Regions from separate parts of the Homo sapiens genome. Here all the other regions are linked to region 1. Evidence: read pairs that join two places in POLR2A ChIA-PET (ENCODE). Cell type or tissue: PC-9. All regions are shown on one strand. Each heading gives the region's core, and the rest is flanking DNA. Links, peaks and the distances in the headings are about the cores only.

Evidence for each region. ChIA-PET counts read pairs that join two places held together with the same protein. Peaks named below come from ENCODE experiments on the same cell type or tissue, not always from the same donor. Only the 100,000 strongest peaks of a DNase experiment are listed, where the experiment ranks them.
Region 2: POLR2A ChIA-PET joins it to region 1 with 11 read pairs; 5 of 35 experiments call an interaction of 5 or more read pairs at or near these places.
Region 3: POLR2A ChIA-PET joins it to region 1 with 12 read pairs; 2 of 35 experiments call an interaction of 5 or more read pairs at or near these places.

The regions. Positions count from the first base shown.
Region 1 is chr1:1,880,825-1,885,451 of GRCh38, forward strand. All of the region lies in intron 1 of GNB1 (G protein subunit beta 1), which reads right to left. Among named protein-coding and RNA genes, the nearest start is that of GNB1, 7.9 kb to the right of the region's middle. RefSeq lists an enhancer at 762-1,311 and a silencer at 1,026-1,320. In PC-9, for the core only: no CTCF peak of the experiment used is centred there; no DNase peak of the experiment used is centred there; H3K27ac peaks cover 1,013 bases.
Region 2 is chr1:1,721,871-1,726,497 of GRCh38, forward strand. It overlaps CDK11A (cyclin dependent kinase 11A), which reads right to left and starts at 2,487. Exons shown (of 20, transcript NM_024011.4): 1 at 2,388-2,487; 2 at 838-961. The coding sequence starts at 948. RefSeq lists enhancers at 2,370-2,599, 2,580-3,419. In PC-9, for the core only: CTCF peaks have their summits at 2,944 and 3,147; a DNase peak (open chromatin) is centred at 2,571; H3K4me3 peaks cover 1,661 bases; H3K27ac peaks cover 1,326 bases.
Region 3 is chr1:2,794,509-2,799,135 of GRCh38, forward strand. The region is part of intron 2 of TTC34 (tetratricopeptide repeat domain 34); the gene reads right to left. Among named protein-coding and RNA genes, the nearest start is that of TTC34, 4.9 kb to the right of the region's middle. In PC-9, for the core only: no CTCF peak of the experiment used is centred there; no DNase peak of the experiment used is centred there; H3K27me3 peaks cover 714 bases.

The DNA of each region.
Region 1 (4,627 bases), core at 687-3,186:
ATTTACTGTGTACCGTTTTAGGGGCTGGTCTGCAGTGAACCAGACTGCCTGTGTCCATGGAGCTTAGAAGAAGTGGGAAGAGCATTATCAGGCTACGAAGACAAGAGTGGGGTAAAACAGCAGAGATCAATGAGATCAGAGCACACCCTCGGAGGAAGGGATACATGACAAATGCCTGAACGGAGAGAGGGAGTGAACTGTGCAAACACACAGCCAGGAGTTTTCCAAGGACAGGGAGGAGAAAGTATAAGGCCTGCCGTACCCTCGATGCAAAACATGAGAAAGCCTCAGAGACTCCTCAAACCCAACACACACAAACTAAACTCATCATGACCCACAGCCACCCAGAGGGCAGACGGAAACCTGTGGTCATTTACATCTTTCTCGCCACTCTCGCCTTCCCTTCGGTCACCAGGTCTTATCAATCGTCAACCTGGTCCAGACCCCTTTCCTCTTCTACAGCAGCTTTGCCAACTGACTAGAGTCCCCTCCCTCCCCTGAGCACTCTACGCTCAACTACCAAGTAATGATCCCCATCAGATCAATCTCCTTAAAACTCTTTCAGGGCTTCCTGGAGCTCTCGAGGTAAAAGTTCATTTTTTTCTTTTTTTTTGAGTCTCACACTGTCACCCAGGCTAGGGTGATCTTGGGTCACTGCAACCTCCGCCTCCCAGATTCAAGTGATCCTTGTGCCTCAGCCTAATGAGTAGCTGAGAATACAGGTGTGCGCCACCAAGCCTAATTTTTATATGTTTAGTAGAGACAAGGTTTCACCATGTTGGCCAGGCTGGTCTCAAACTCCTGACCTCAAGTGATCCGCCCGCCCTGGCCTCCCAAAGTGGTGGGATTACAGGCATAAGCCACTGTGCCCGGCCTCAAGGTAAAAGCTCTTTATCCAGACTGTAAACCTTTTGGCTTCCAGGTCTAACCACTCTCCTAGCCCTTTGGAACTTCCGTCCCTGGATGTGCTGTGCTCTTATGCGCTTGATAAATAATTACTGAGCACCTGGCACACAGTATTGTGCGGGGTGCTGGAGACAGTGAAGGAGACCAGTTGGTTGCCGGATGAAAAACACACCATCTCATCAGCCTAGGATACACTCCTCCCCTCCATCCCCACCTGCCTGCCAGACAGACTCCAATTCAGGTCTCAAAGCTTTTTTTAATGAGAAGCTGCCACTGAACTCTGGACAGGGTGGTGTCCCTGGGAGCCACAGCCACTGCCCTCCGCTCTGTGCCTGCGTGTCAGGCTCCCTATTAGACCATGAATTCAGCAAGGCCCTGGATCACATGCATTCTACTATGGCTCACAGCCTCAGCACCCAGTAAGGTGCTAAATTGGGGCCAGGCACAGTGGCTCACGCCTGTAATCCTAACACTTTGGGAGGCCAAGGAGTTCAAGAGCGGCATGGGCAACAAGGTGAAACACCATCTCTACTAAGATACAAAAAACATTAGCTAGGCGTGGCGGCATGCACCTGTAATCCCAACTATTTGGGAGGCTGAGGCAGGAGAAGCGCCTGAACCTGGGAGGCGGAGGTTGCAGTGAGCCGAAATCGTGCCACTGCACTCCAGCTGGGTGACAGAGCAAGACTCCAACTCAAAAAAAAAAAAAAAAAAAAAAAAGAGAGAAGGTGCTAAGTCAACATCTGTTAAACAAATCACCATTACAGTTTTTATAAAAACAAGTGGAAAATATTTAATTATTGTCCCTATCAGCAAATCAAGGGACGTCAACAAATTTTGGTGAAATTAAAAAAAAATCTAGCTTCATAAATGGGAGGAGGAGAATTCTCTAAAAAAATGAACATAAATGGGCAGGGCGTGGTGGCTCACGCCTGTAATCCCAGCACTTTGGGAGGCCGAGGCAGGCAGATCACGAGGTCAGGAGTTTGAGACCAGACTGGCCAATATGGTGAAACCCTGTCTCTACTAAAAATACAAAAATCAGCTGGGCATGGTGGCAGGTGCCTGTAACCCCAGCTACTCTGGAGGCTGAGGCAGGAGAATTGTTTGAACCCAGGAGGTGGAGGTTGCAGTGAGCCGAGATCATGTCACTGCACTCCAGCCTGGGTGACAGGGCAAGACTCCGTCTCAAAAAAAAAAAAAGGACATAAACTTACCAGTTTTCAAAATGAGGCATAGTTCAAGATTATTCTACAAAGGTAAAGGAAAGCCTTTAAGAGCAGGTTACTGTGGCTCACATCTATAATCCCAACATTTTGGGAGGCTAAGGCAGGAGGATCACTTGAACCCAGGAGTTGGAGACCAGCCTGTCTCTACAAACAATAAAAAAAATTAGCTGGGCACGGTGGCATGTGCCCGTGGTCCTAGCTACTTGTGAGACTGAGAGAAGAAGATCGTATGAGCCCAGGAGGTCCAGGCTGCAGTGAACCATGATCATACCATCACATTCCACACTCCAGCCTGGGTGACACAGCAAAACCCTGTCCCAAAAAAAAAAAAAAAAGAAAAAGAAAAAAAAACCTTTCAAGAAAAGATAAGGATGTGAGAGATTTAGTAGAAAGTAAGGCAGTAAATAAGTGATAGGGATTTGCAAAGATAGCTAATATGCATGTTCCACACCCTGAATTAATATTCTTCTGGAACCATGGAGAAAAAAAGAAAAATCTCAGTAAACTGTCATCTTATAACATTTGTTAACCTTGCCATAAAAGAAATTTTTACAAAGCAAGGCCATCAGCAACAGAAATAGCTAATCCTTGCACTGAGCTCTGTTATCAGTGCCCACATCAGGACTCATTTAATCCTCACAATGACCCCATGAAGGAGGCTCTAGGAGCCTGTTTCACAGATAAGGACAGACACAGAAGTCCTAACACTGCAGGTGGCCTAAATTAAGGCAGGCTCAGGGAGGACAGAAAGCTCCTGTGGAGTGGAAGGGTAGAAGTTGAACTGATCTTGATTTTCAGTGCGAATAAAAGTCCTAACACTGCAAATCAGCCAGTGAGGCAACAGAGCTGAGCTGGGCTCTAACTCAGACAGTGCCAATCCTTTTGAAAACTACTGAATTTCTCTCACTCCCTAGATTTTAGGAATTATTTTAAAATTCCTATGAGAAATTTTCTGAAACCTATTGTAGACTCTTTTGACATGCTCATCTAATTATAAAGTGTCCGGACTTTTTTTTTTTTTTTTTGACCGAGTTTCACTCTTGTTGCCCAGGCTGCAGTACAATGGCACAATCTCGGCTCACCGCAACCTCCGCCTCCCAGGTTCAAGCGATTCTCTTGCCTCTGCCTCCCGAGTAGCTGAGATTACAGGCATGTGCCACCATGCCCGACTAATTTTTTTTTTTTTTTTGAGATGGAGTTTCCTTCTTGTTGCCCAGGCTGGAGTGCAATGGCACGATCTCGGCTCACTGCAACCTCAGCCTCCCGAGTAGCTGGAATTACAGGCATGCATCACCATGCCTGGGTAATTTTTTGTATTTTTAGTAGAGATGGGGTTTCTCCATGTTGGCCAGGCTGATCCACCCTCCTCGGCCTCCCAAAGTGCTGGAATTACAGGCGTGAGCCACCGCGTCTGGGCTAATTTTGTATTTTCAGTAGAGACAGGGTTTCTCCATGTTGGTCAGGCTGGTCTTGAACTCCCAACCTCAGGTGATCCGCTCACCTTGGCCTCCCAAAGTGTTGGGTTTACAGGCATGAGCCACCACACCCAGCCCAGAATTTTTTAAGCTTTATTAACTACAACACTCGGCAGAAGTTGAGTGTCTGTAATCAACATAGGGAATATATTTTCTAAGTGCTACAGGACTGCACACAGACATGCATGGAGACATGATTACCCACCAGTAAACAAGAATACATTCCACTGATGCCCTTAGTATTCCCATTCTTTTTTTTTTTTTGAGAGACGGAGTCTTGCTCTGTCGCCCAGGCTGGAGTGCAGTGGCGCGATCTCCACTCACTGCGAGGTCTGCCTCCCGGGTTCACACCATTCTCCTGCCTCAGCCTCCCAAGTAGCTGGGACTACAGGTGCCTGCCACCACGCCCGGCTAATTTTTTTGTATTTTTAGCAGAGACAGGGTTTCACTGTGTTAGCCAGGTTGGTCTCGATCTCCTGACATCGTGATCTGCCCGCCTGGGCCTCCCAAAGTGCTGGGATTACAGGCATGAGCCACCGTGCCCGGCCAGTATTCCAATTCTAACAGGTGAATGAATTAATACATAAAGTCCTCTCTTGATATAATGCATTAGTAAGTTTGGAGCAATGAATTATTAAATCATAAAAATATTTTATCTATGGCAAAATAGGTTCAACAGAATAAACTTAAAAATTAAGCTGGGCACGGTGGCTCACACCTGTAATCCCAGCACTTTGGGAGGCGGAGGCGGGCGGATCACTTGAGGTCAGCAGTTTGAGACCAGCCTGGCCAACATGGTGAAACCCCATCTCTACTAAAACTACAAAAATTAGCCAGGCATGGTGGCGGGCACCTGTAATCTCAGCTACTTGGGAGGCTGAGGCAGGAGAATCACTTGAACCCGGGAGGCAGAAGTTGCAGTGAGCCAGGACAGCGCCATTGCACTCCAGCCTGGGCAACAGGAAGGAAACTCCATCTCAAAAAAAAAAGAAAGAAAAAAGGAATTACCTTAGATAA
Region 2 (4,627 bases), core at 1,340-3,839, 160 kb before region 1:
CCAGGTGCAGTGGCTCACGCTTGTTAATCCCAGCACTTTGGGAGGCCGAGGCGGGTGGATCACGAGGTCAGGACATTAAGACCATCCTGGCTAACACGGAGAGACCCCATCTCTACTAAAAATACAAAAAATTAGCTTGGCATGTTGGTGAGCCCCTGTAGTCCCAGCTACTCAGGAAGCTGAGGTAGGAGAATGGTGTGAACCTGGCCCTGGGCGACAGTGCGAGATTCCGTCTCAAAAACAAAAAAAAAGCTAACAAAGTGAGCACATGCTATTGGAAAAATACTCAAAGCAGAGTTGCTACAAACCTTTAATTTGGAAAAATTTCAATATCTGTGAAGCATAATAAAGTGAAGTGCAAGGTATGCCTGTACTCACTAACATCCCAAATGATGCTACAAATCTTAGCAAAAGAGGTACTTTGCCAATGCCTCTTACCAAATTACTAAAAAGGTTTCCTGAGTACATTACCATGCAAACCAAGAAAGACGTAAAATATTTATATTAATTTCAAGGCAAGTTCCCACTATATTAAAAATACTTAGAGATAGTATTATGAATATACTAATAATGAACCGAGAAAAATTAGTCCAGTTTTGCTAATGACTTAACATTCAACGTATTTTATTCTCCATGTATGCTCAATCTAGACACAGCTTTAGTGTGTTAAATCTGCCTTTAATGTCAACTGAATATTAGAATACATTTTGGGCTCACCTGCGACATTTGGAAGTACAAAAGAACTTCACCGAAGAAGCGTTGTTCTAATGGAAAAATGAGGGCAAAGAAATTAAATCTCCTTTAAGAAAACCACTTACTTAAAAAAATATGGCTTACATTTTTTAAGCGTTTTATCTCTGCTTTCTCCTCTTGTTCCTTCCTTCGTTTCTTTTCCTGAAGAATTTCATCTAAAGTTTTCACTTTCCAAGAGTCCTTTTCATCACCCATTTGAGTTAAAACACTGCAAAAAGAAAAATAATTCAGCCTACATCAGGACACAGCAAGCTATGGTGCTGAACACTTGAACCTAGTCACTTTTGAGGGATTCAGAATAAATCCTCATTAAGAATAAGAAGTTGTGCCCGGCGCAGTGGCTCAAGACGGTAACCCTAGCACTTTGGGAGGCCGAGGCGAGCAGATCGCTGGAGTTCCGGAGTTCAACACCAGCCCGGGCAACATGGCAAAACCTCGTCTCTACAAAAAATACAAAAGTTAGCCCAGTGTGGTGGCGCGTGCCTGTATTCCTAGCTACAGGAAGGAGGCTGCTAGAGGCAGGAGGATCACTTGAATCAGAGAGGTCAAGGCTGCAATGAGCCAAGACTGCGCCACTGCACTCCAGCCTAGATAACAAAGTAAGACTTGGTTAAAAAAAAAAAAAAAAAAAGGTAAGCTCTAGGCTGAGGCGGGTGGATCACAAGGTCGGGAGGTCAAGACCAGCCTGGCCAACACGGCGAAAACCCTGTCTCCACTAAAAATACAAAACTTAGCTGGGCGTGGTGGCGGGTGCCTGTAATCCCAGCTACTCGGGAGGCCGAGGCAGCAGAATCGCTTGAATCCGAAAGGCGGAGGTTCCGGTGAGCCGAGGTCGCGTCACTGCACTCCAGCAAGACCCCGTCTCAAAAAAAAAAAAAAAAAAAAAAAAAAAAAAAAAAACAAGAATGATAAGTTGTAAGCCAGGCAAGGTGGCGAGCGCCTGTAGTCCCATATACTCTGCAAGCTGAGATGGGAGACCGATTGAGCCCAGGAGTTCCAGGCTGAAGTGCGCTTGTGAACAGCCACTGCGCTGCAGCATGGGCGACAAAAAAGAGTGATGGGTTCTGAAAAATGACCGCTTGAAATCAAGTCTCGTTTCTGTCATTCTTGTATGGTCTTGGGTAACGTAATTCACCTCAGTTCAGTCTTCCGTACAACCAGAATAACAACACCTACGTGATAGTATCGATCGCGGATTAAAGATCATCCGTTTAAAGGCTCTTAACTCAGGACCTGCCACTCATCAAACACTGCTTTTACTGTCAGAATCTGCTAGAAAGACCGCTTGGACTACGTGAAGCCACTAGCACACTGGACAGCTGCACCTTGAGACCGGGGAGATGCTCCGAGATGTGCTCGCGAACAAGGCCACCTGACCCGGGCACTGGGCTATTTCCTCGGGTTCAGTCCCGCACACTTGAGGTTCAGCCTGGCAGACGTTGGCTCCAGACAGCGTTTGGACCCGCCGCCTCCACCACCCAAAGTTCCGTGCGGGATGAGACTGTCCGCGGAAGCGAGGGTGTCGCTCGCCCCCGGGCCCGGGTCCGCCCCGCTCCGAGGCCTGCTCGGAAGAAAGACCTCGGTGCGCAGTTCTCGTCGCGCTCCCACACCTGGTCCGCCCAGTCGGAACTCACCCCTACGGGGCCGCGGCCGGTCCCTGAGCCTGAGAAGAAACAGCAACCGGCGCTCGCCAGAAGTATCCTCACTTCCTGTGTTGACGCCTAATGATGATATAATAGCCGACCTCTGGCCCAGAACTCAAGACGACAGGGGCTCGCTCTGTGCGGCACTTCCTGTGTCTGCGCGGGATGATGACGCATAAAACAGCGCTTGCTCAGGTCCAGGACTCCAAAAGAAACTGCGCCGTGAGCTGCACTTCCGACTTCGGCGCGGGCCGGGGCGCCGAGCAGAGCGACGCCGACTTTTGGAGCAGTTTGCGCCTGCGCGGAACGCGTGGCCGGCTTCCGGAATCCTACCGGGACTTTTCCGGTAGCGAAGCCCGCGCCTGTGCCAAGGCTTGCGAGCAGAATGCCTTCGCGATGGACGCCCGCATTCCACCCCCTTGACCGCTGGGACCCCTAGTGGCGGGTGGGTGGAGCGCGCTCCATTTACCTGCTGGTTACCTCGTGAGGCGCCTCAGGTCTGTGTGTCTTGTAAAGGCCGATCTCGGAATTTAACTCTGAACCTTACTCAGAAACAAAGCAGGGAGAGCTCTTACGATGTGATTTTATTTTATTTATTCATGTATTTACTTTTGAGTCGGAGCCTTGCTCTGCCGCCCAGGTTGGAGTGCAGTGGCGTGGTCTTGGCTCACTGCAGCCTCCTCCCGGGTTCAAGGAATTTTCCTGCCTCAGCCTCCCGAGTAGCTGGAACCACAGGCCCGCGCCACCACGCCCGGCTAATTTTTATATTTTTGGTAGAGACGAGGTTTCGCCATATTGGCCAGGCTGGTCTCGAACTCCTGACCTCAAGTGATCCGCCTGCTTCGTCCTCCTAAAGTGCTGGGATTACAGGCGTGAGCCACCGCGCCGGGCCTTTTACAATGTGATTTTGAAGCTGACACTGGCAGTGGGTCCTCAAAGTGCAGACTCACTGGGTATGGTGCTTCCCCCAACTCCCAGGGCCCCACTCCAAACCCATGGATTCAGAGCATTGCAGGAGAAGAGGATAAAACGAGCAATTAATTCCCTTTCCATATGTCAGGTTTTCCTCTTGCCTTGAAAAGTCACAGAAAAATGCTTTAGACATCTGAATCTCAGGAAACAAACAATGGAAGATAAACATCCGCATTTACTGGGCCTGAAATGGGAAAATGAAAGATGTGGCAAGAAACTGACAAGGGCCCAAGAAGGGCGATGGGTATCGGAATTCTTTTCATCCCGGAATGAAATGCTGCTTGCTTTGTGTACCCAAGCTCTTTTTTTATTTTTATTTTTTTGAGACGGAGTCTCGCTCTGTTGCCCAGGCTGGAGTGCAGTGGCGCGATCTCGGGTCACTGGAAGCTCCGCCACCCGGATTCACGCCATTCTCCCGCCTCCACTCCATTCGCCCGCATTAGGCTCCTGAGTACCTGTGACTACAGGCGCCTGCCACCATGCCCGGCTAATTTTTTTTTTATTTTCGGTAGAGACGGGGTTTTACCGTGTTAGCCAGGATGGTCTCAATCTCCTGACCTCGTGATCAGCCTGCCTCTGCCTCCCAAAGTGCTGGGATTACAGGCGTGAGCCACCGCGCCTGGCCTCCCCCAAGCTCTTAATGTTGCTTCCTGAGTTCTTGGTAACTGGGGAAATCTCCCTATTTTTTTATTTTTATTTTTTTTTGAGACGGAGTCTTGCTCTGTCGCCCAGGCTGGAGTGCAGTGGCGCAATCTCGGCTCACTGCAAGCCCCACCTCCCGGGTTCAACGCCATTATCCTGCGAGCCTCAGCCTGCCGAGTAGCTGGGACTACAGGCACCCGCCACCGCGCCTGGCTAATTTTTTGTATTTTTTTTAGTAGAGACGGGGTTTCACTGTGTTCGCCAGGATGGTCTCGATCTCCTTACCTTGTGATTCGCCCGCCTTGGCCTCCCAGAGTGCTGGGATTACAGGCGTGAGCCACTGCGCCTAGCTATTTTTATTTTTTCTGATAGGGAGACTCGCTCTGGCCCAGGCTGGAGGGCAGTGGCGGGATCTCCGCTCATTGCAAGCTCCGCCTCCTGGGTTCACGCCATTCTCCCGCCTCCACTCCATTCTCCCATCTTAGGCTCCAGAGTAGCTGGGCCACCATGCCCGGCTAATTTTTTGTATTTTTAGTTGAGACCGGGTTTCACTGTGTTAGCCAGGATGGTCTTGATCTCGTGACCTCGTGATCTGCCTGCCTTGGCCTCCCAAAGTG
Region 3 (4,627 bases), core at 989-3,488, 910 kb after region 1:
TTTGGAATTTCTATATACATAGCTAATCATATTGCCTGGAATAATTATAACTTTGTGACTTCCTTTCTGGTCTTACATGTTCTGTCTTGTTTTCTTACCTTATTGCATTGGCTAGGATCTCTAGCACAATGATGAGTAACTGGGAGAGTGCACAGCCTCCTCGTAATTGATTTTAAATGGAAGGCTTCTGAATTGTCACCATTGAGTATGATATTTATGGTGGGTTTGGGATAGATATTATCTTTTTCAATTAAGTAAGTTTTCTTCTGTTTCTTGATTGTTAAAATTCTGGGAATGTGAAATATTATAAAACAGTTTTTCTGAATCTACTGCAATGATAATATGTTCTTTATTCCATTAATTATTAATGTAGTGAATTATATAATTCTGGAAACATAAAATTTTAAGTTCTATATTATAATATTTGACGAAATGTTGGCTAAAATGCATCAAAACTGATGTTTTGACCTGGTCAGCAGTTATTTCAGCTAACTATTCCTGCATAACCATCCACTGTAAAACTTAGTGGCTTAAAACAACAATCAAGCCTGGGCAACGTGGTGAGACCCCATCTCTACAAAAAAAAAAAAAAATTAGCCAGTTGTGATGGTGTGTACCTATAGTCCCAGCTACTTGGGAGGCTGAGGCAGGAGGACTGCTTGAGCCTGGGAGATTGAGTGCAGTGAGCCATGATCACACAACTGCACTCCAGCCTGGGAGACAGAGCAAGACCCTGTCTCAAAAAGGAAAATCCAACCATTTATATTTGCCCATAATTATTCCTCAGTTTGGGCTGGCCTAAGCTGGACAGTTCTTCTGTTGGTCTTACCAGGGGTCACTCAGGTGGCTGCAGCCATCCAGTGGCTTTACCGGACAAGAGACTCTAAGGTGGCCTCACTCATGTGTCCGGGGCCTTGGTGATGGCTGTCAGCTGAGCCTCTGTCTGTGTGTTCTCTCACTGGTCATGATTCCAGCTTCCTTACATGGCCCTGGGAGAATTCCAAGGTGAAGGTGGAAGCCGTGGGGCCTCTGAGGCTTGGGCTCCTGAAGCACAAGCCATCACTTCTACCATATTCTACTGGTCCCAGCAAGGCACAAGGCCATGCCAGATTCTGTACGGAGAACAGACCCTGCATCTTGCTGGGAGGAAAGCAGGAATCACAGCTATGCTTTGTCACCTTTCCTAGCGCTCTTAATGAAGAACCTTAAACAAATTGGAAGTGGTCATCCCAGTCCTTTGGTAAGACAAACACGTAGGGAGCCATGGTACCTGGATGCTTACTTAGCAGCTACCTTGAGGGAAAGTGGTATTTATTCTGTATCTTGTCCTCATACATCGTGTATCGCTGCATGTCTACTTACTAAAGAGGGCAAAGAAAGTTCCCAGATTATAGAAGGGTTTTGCTACAGTTTGAATGTTTGTTCCCTCCAAAACTCATGCTGAAACTTAACTGCCATTGTAATGGTATTGACAGGTCAGATCTTTGAAGATGATTAGGCCATGAGGGCTCTGCTCTTGTGGGTGGGATTAATGCAAGTTCAGCCCCTTTCGCCTCTTTGCTCTTCTGTCTTGTGCCAAGTGAGGATGCAGCATTCAAGGCGCCATCTTGGAATCCGAATCCCCAAGCCTGTTGGGGCCTTGGTTTTGGGCTTCCAGCGTCCAGAACTGGAGCTCATTCATTTCTACTCATTATGGATCACCCAGCCCGTGGCATTCTGTCACAGCAGCACAAATGGAGCGACTGGTTTGTGCAATGTTTCCAAGGACTTTGGAAAGTAACCTCCAGATGGAAGGTCATTTGTTGCAGGAAACTGCATCTGTAAAAAGTCTGTTATAGGAAAATTCATTTCTTCTCTTCTCATCGTAAGCCATGCTTGTGCTGGTGCTGGCGATGTGGGGAGTCCCTTGACCGAAGTGACTTGGGTCTAATGGATGCACAATTCTTAGGGCAGGTGTTCCCTGTACACACCAGAGCCACGGCAGACACAGACGAGCTTCCGGTGGCCTTCCTGGAGGAGCTGGGTCTTCCCTCACATTCCCCAAGCCTGCAACACTTGGGGGGTTCTGGATTTCTGCAGAGAGCTTTAGTGTGACCCCCACCCACACCCTTAAGTCATGCCCTGCCCCTGCGTGATCATTAAAGTGGAAGGCCCCCTCCCTCCTGGAGCCCCCTTGCTGTGGGCATGGTCCTCACCAGCCCCTGAGTGCCTGTGCTCTGGGCACCCGGGGTCCCCTCCTTCCTCAGAAGCTCACGATTCGGTGTGACTTTGTTGATCATTTTCTGGTAATGCTCAACATATTTGAGCATATTTCCAGAAACAAATTTTCCTGCTCACTTTGCAGCTCTCTCTAACTGGTTCCTGCCCCACCCTCTCGTTGGGGTCACCAAGAACCTCGGCACCACACGCCCAACGCACACTCCTTGTCCTCTCCTTACGGACATTGTGGCCACTCTCAGGGCTGCCTACCTGTCTTTATCTTGCAAACCCCCTTCTCTTCTGGCCCTGATCCGTCACCCCACGGGCTCCGAATTTTCTTCCTTCTTCCTGTCCTCCTGGGCTGCTCCTCCCCAGAAGCACAGTATGGAGGGCGGTTAGGAGCACCCCAGGGGCCAGGTCCTAGCTGCCTGCACTCCGTATGCCCTTGGCAGCCCCGTGTCTCATGGGGATGGTGGCTGCTCTGCAGATTCCATGATTATGCACATCAAACCCATCAAATGGGGCCCACCCACTAGCTGTTCAGTAAACGGCAGCTAATACTGCCATCCTCACCTCCAGATGTCTGCTGGCCTGGGATGGGGGCTGGGGCACGAGGAAAGGGCAGGGAGCCGCAGTGCCTTGCAGGACACTCACGCCAGGGAGGTCCTGTCTGCTCCAGGATGCCTCGTGGCCCCACTTCCTGCCTCTGTCGGGAGCCTTGACTTTCAACCTCTCATTTGCACTGACCCTAAACCCCCCTTTTTCAAACTGAGCTCCTCTCACCTCAGGGCTCACCTGTCTGGCTGCCTAATGACATGAGGCTTGATGGGCTCAAAGGACTGTGTGTAAAGCACTCAGTAGGTGACATTATTCTAAGGGTTTGCTGTGCATGTTTACTGAATCCACACAGCAGCCTTTGGGGTGGAGACGCAGCCTCGTCTCAGGCACTCAGGGATCCGAGGGTGGCAGAGTGCTGGCAGTAGGCTGGGCTGTGGCCCTGGGTGCTCCTCCAGAAGGAAGAGGCAGTGAAGGGACCGGGCAGGAGCAGTGTCTCAAACTGGGGGCGTCTAAACCTCTGACACCCCTTTTCCCATCCGCGCTTCCCTCCACAGTTCAGTTGCTCATCATGAACTCAGAAAACGTTCCTGACCCTCCTTCTCTGTGCCTGTCTCTCCACCATTAAATCTACCCACAATCTCGTCACTTCTAACTCTCAGACATGTGGTTTCTCTGCAACCCTTTCTCCCTGATCTGAATTCCATCAACTCTCTCCTGAACCATTGTCCCAGCCTCCCAGTCTCTCAGCTGCCCAGCATCCAAGCCTCCCAGTCTCTCAGCCTCCCAGCCTCCCAGCCTCTCAGCCTCTTAGCCCCTCAGCTCCCCAGCCTCCAAGCCTCTGAGCCCCTCAGCTCCCCAGCCCCCCAGCCTCCCAGCCTCTCAGCCTCTTAGCCCCTCAGCTCCCCAGTACCCCCAGCCTCCCAGCCTCTCAGCCCCTCAGCTCCCCAGCCCCCCAGCCTCCCAGCCTCCCAGCCTCTCAGCCCCTCAGCTCCCCGGCCCCCCAGCCTCCCAGCCTCCTAGCCTCTCAGCCCCTCAGCTCCCCAGCCCCCCAGCCTCCCAGCCTCTCAGCCTCTTAGCCCCTTAGCTCCCCAGCCCCCCAGCCTCCCAGCCTCCCAGCCTCTCAGCCCCTCAGCTCCCCAGCCTCCTAGCCTCCCAGCCTCTCAGCCTCTCATCCCCTCAGCTCCCCAGCCCCCCAGCCTCCCAGCCTCTCAGCCTCTTAGCCCCTTAGCTCCCCAGCCTCTCAGCCTCCAAACCTCCCAACCTCTCAGCCTCTTAGCCCCTCAGCTCCCCAGCCTCCCAGCCTCCCAGCCCCTCAGCTCCCCAGCCCCCCAGCCTCCCAGCCTCTCAGCCTCTTAGCCCCTCAGCTCCCCAGCCACCCAGCCTCCCAGGCTCCCAGCCTCCCAGCCTCTCAGCCCCTCAGCTCCCCAGCCCCCCAGCGTCCCAGCCTCTCAGCCTCTCAGCCCCTCAGCCCCCCAGCCTCCCAGCCTCCCAGCCTCTCAGCCTCCAAGCCTCCCAGCCCCCCAGCCTCCCAGCCTCTCAGCCTTCAAGCCTCCCAGCCCACCAGCCTCCCAGCCTCTCAGCCTCCAAGCCTCCCAGCCTCTCAGCCTCCAAGCCTCCCAGCCCCCCAGCCTCCCAGCCTCTCAGCCTCCAAGCCTCGCAGCCCCCCAGCCTCCCAGCCTCTCAGCCTCCAAGCCTGCCAGCCTCCCAGCCTCTCAGCCTCCAAGCCTCCCAGCCTCCCAGCCTCTCAGCCTCCAAGCCTCCCAGCCCCCTAGCCTCCCAGCCTCCCAGCCTCTCAGCCTCCAAGCCTCCCAGCCCCCTAGCCTCCCAGACTTCCAGCCTCTCAGCCTCCCGGCCTCCCGGCCTCCCAGCC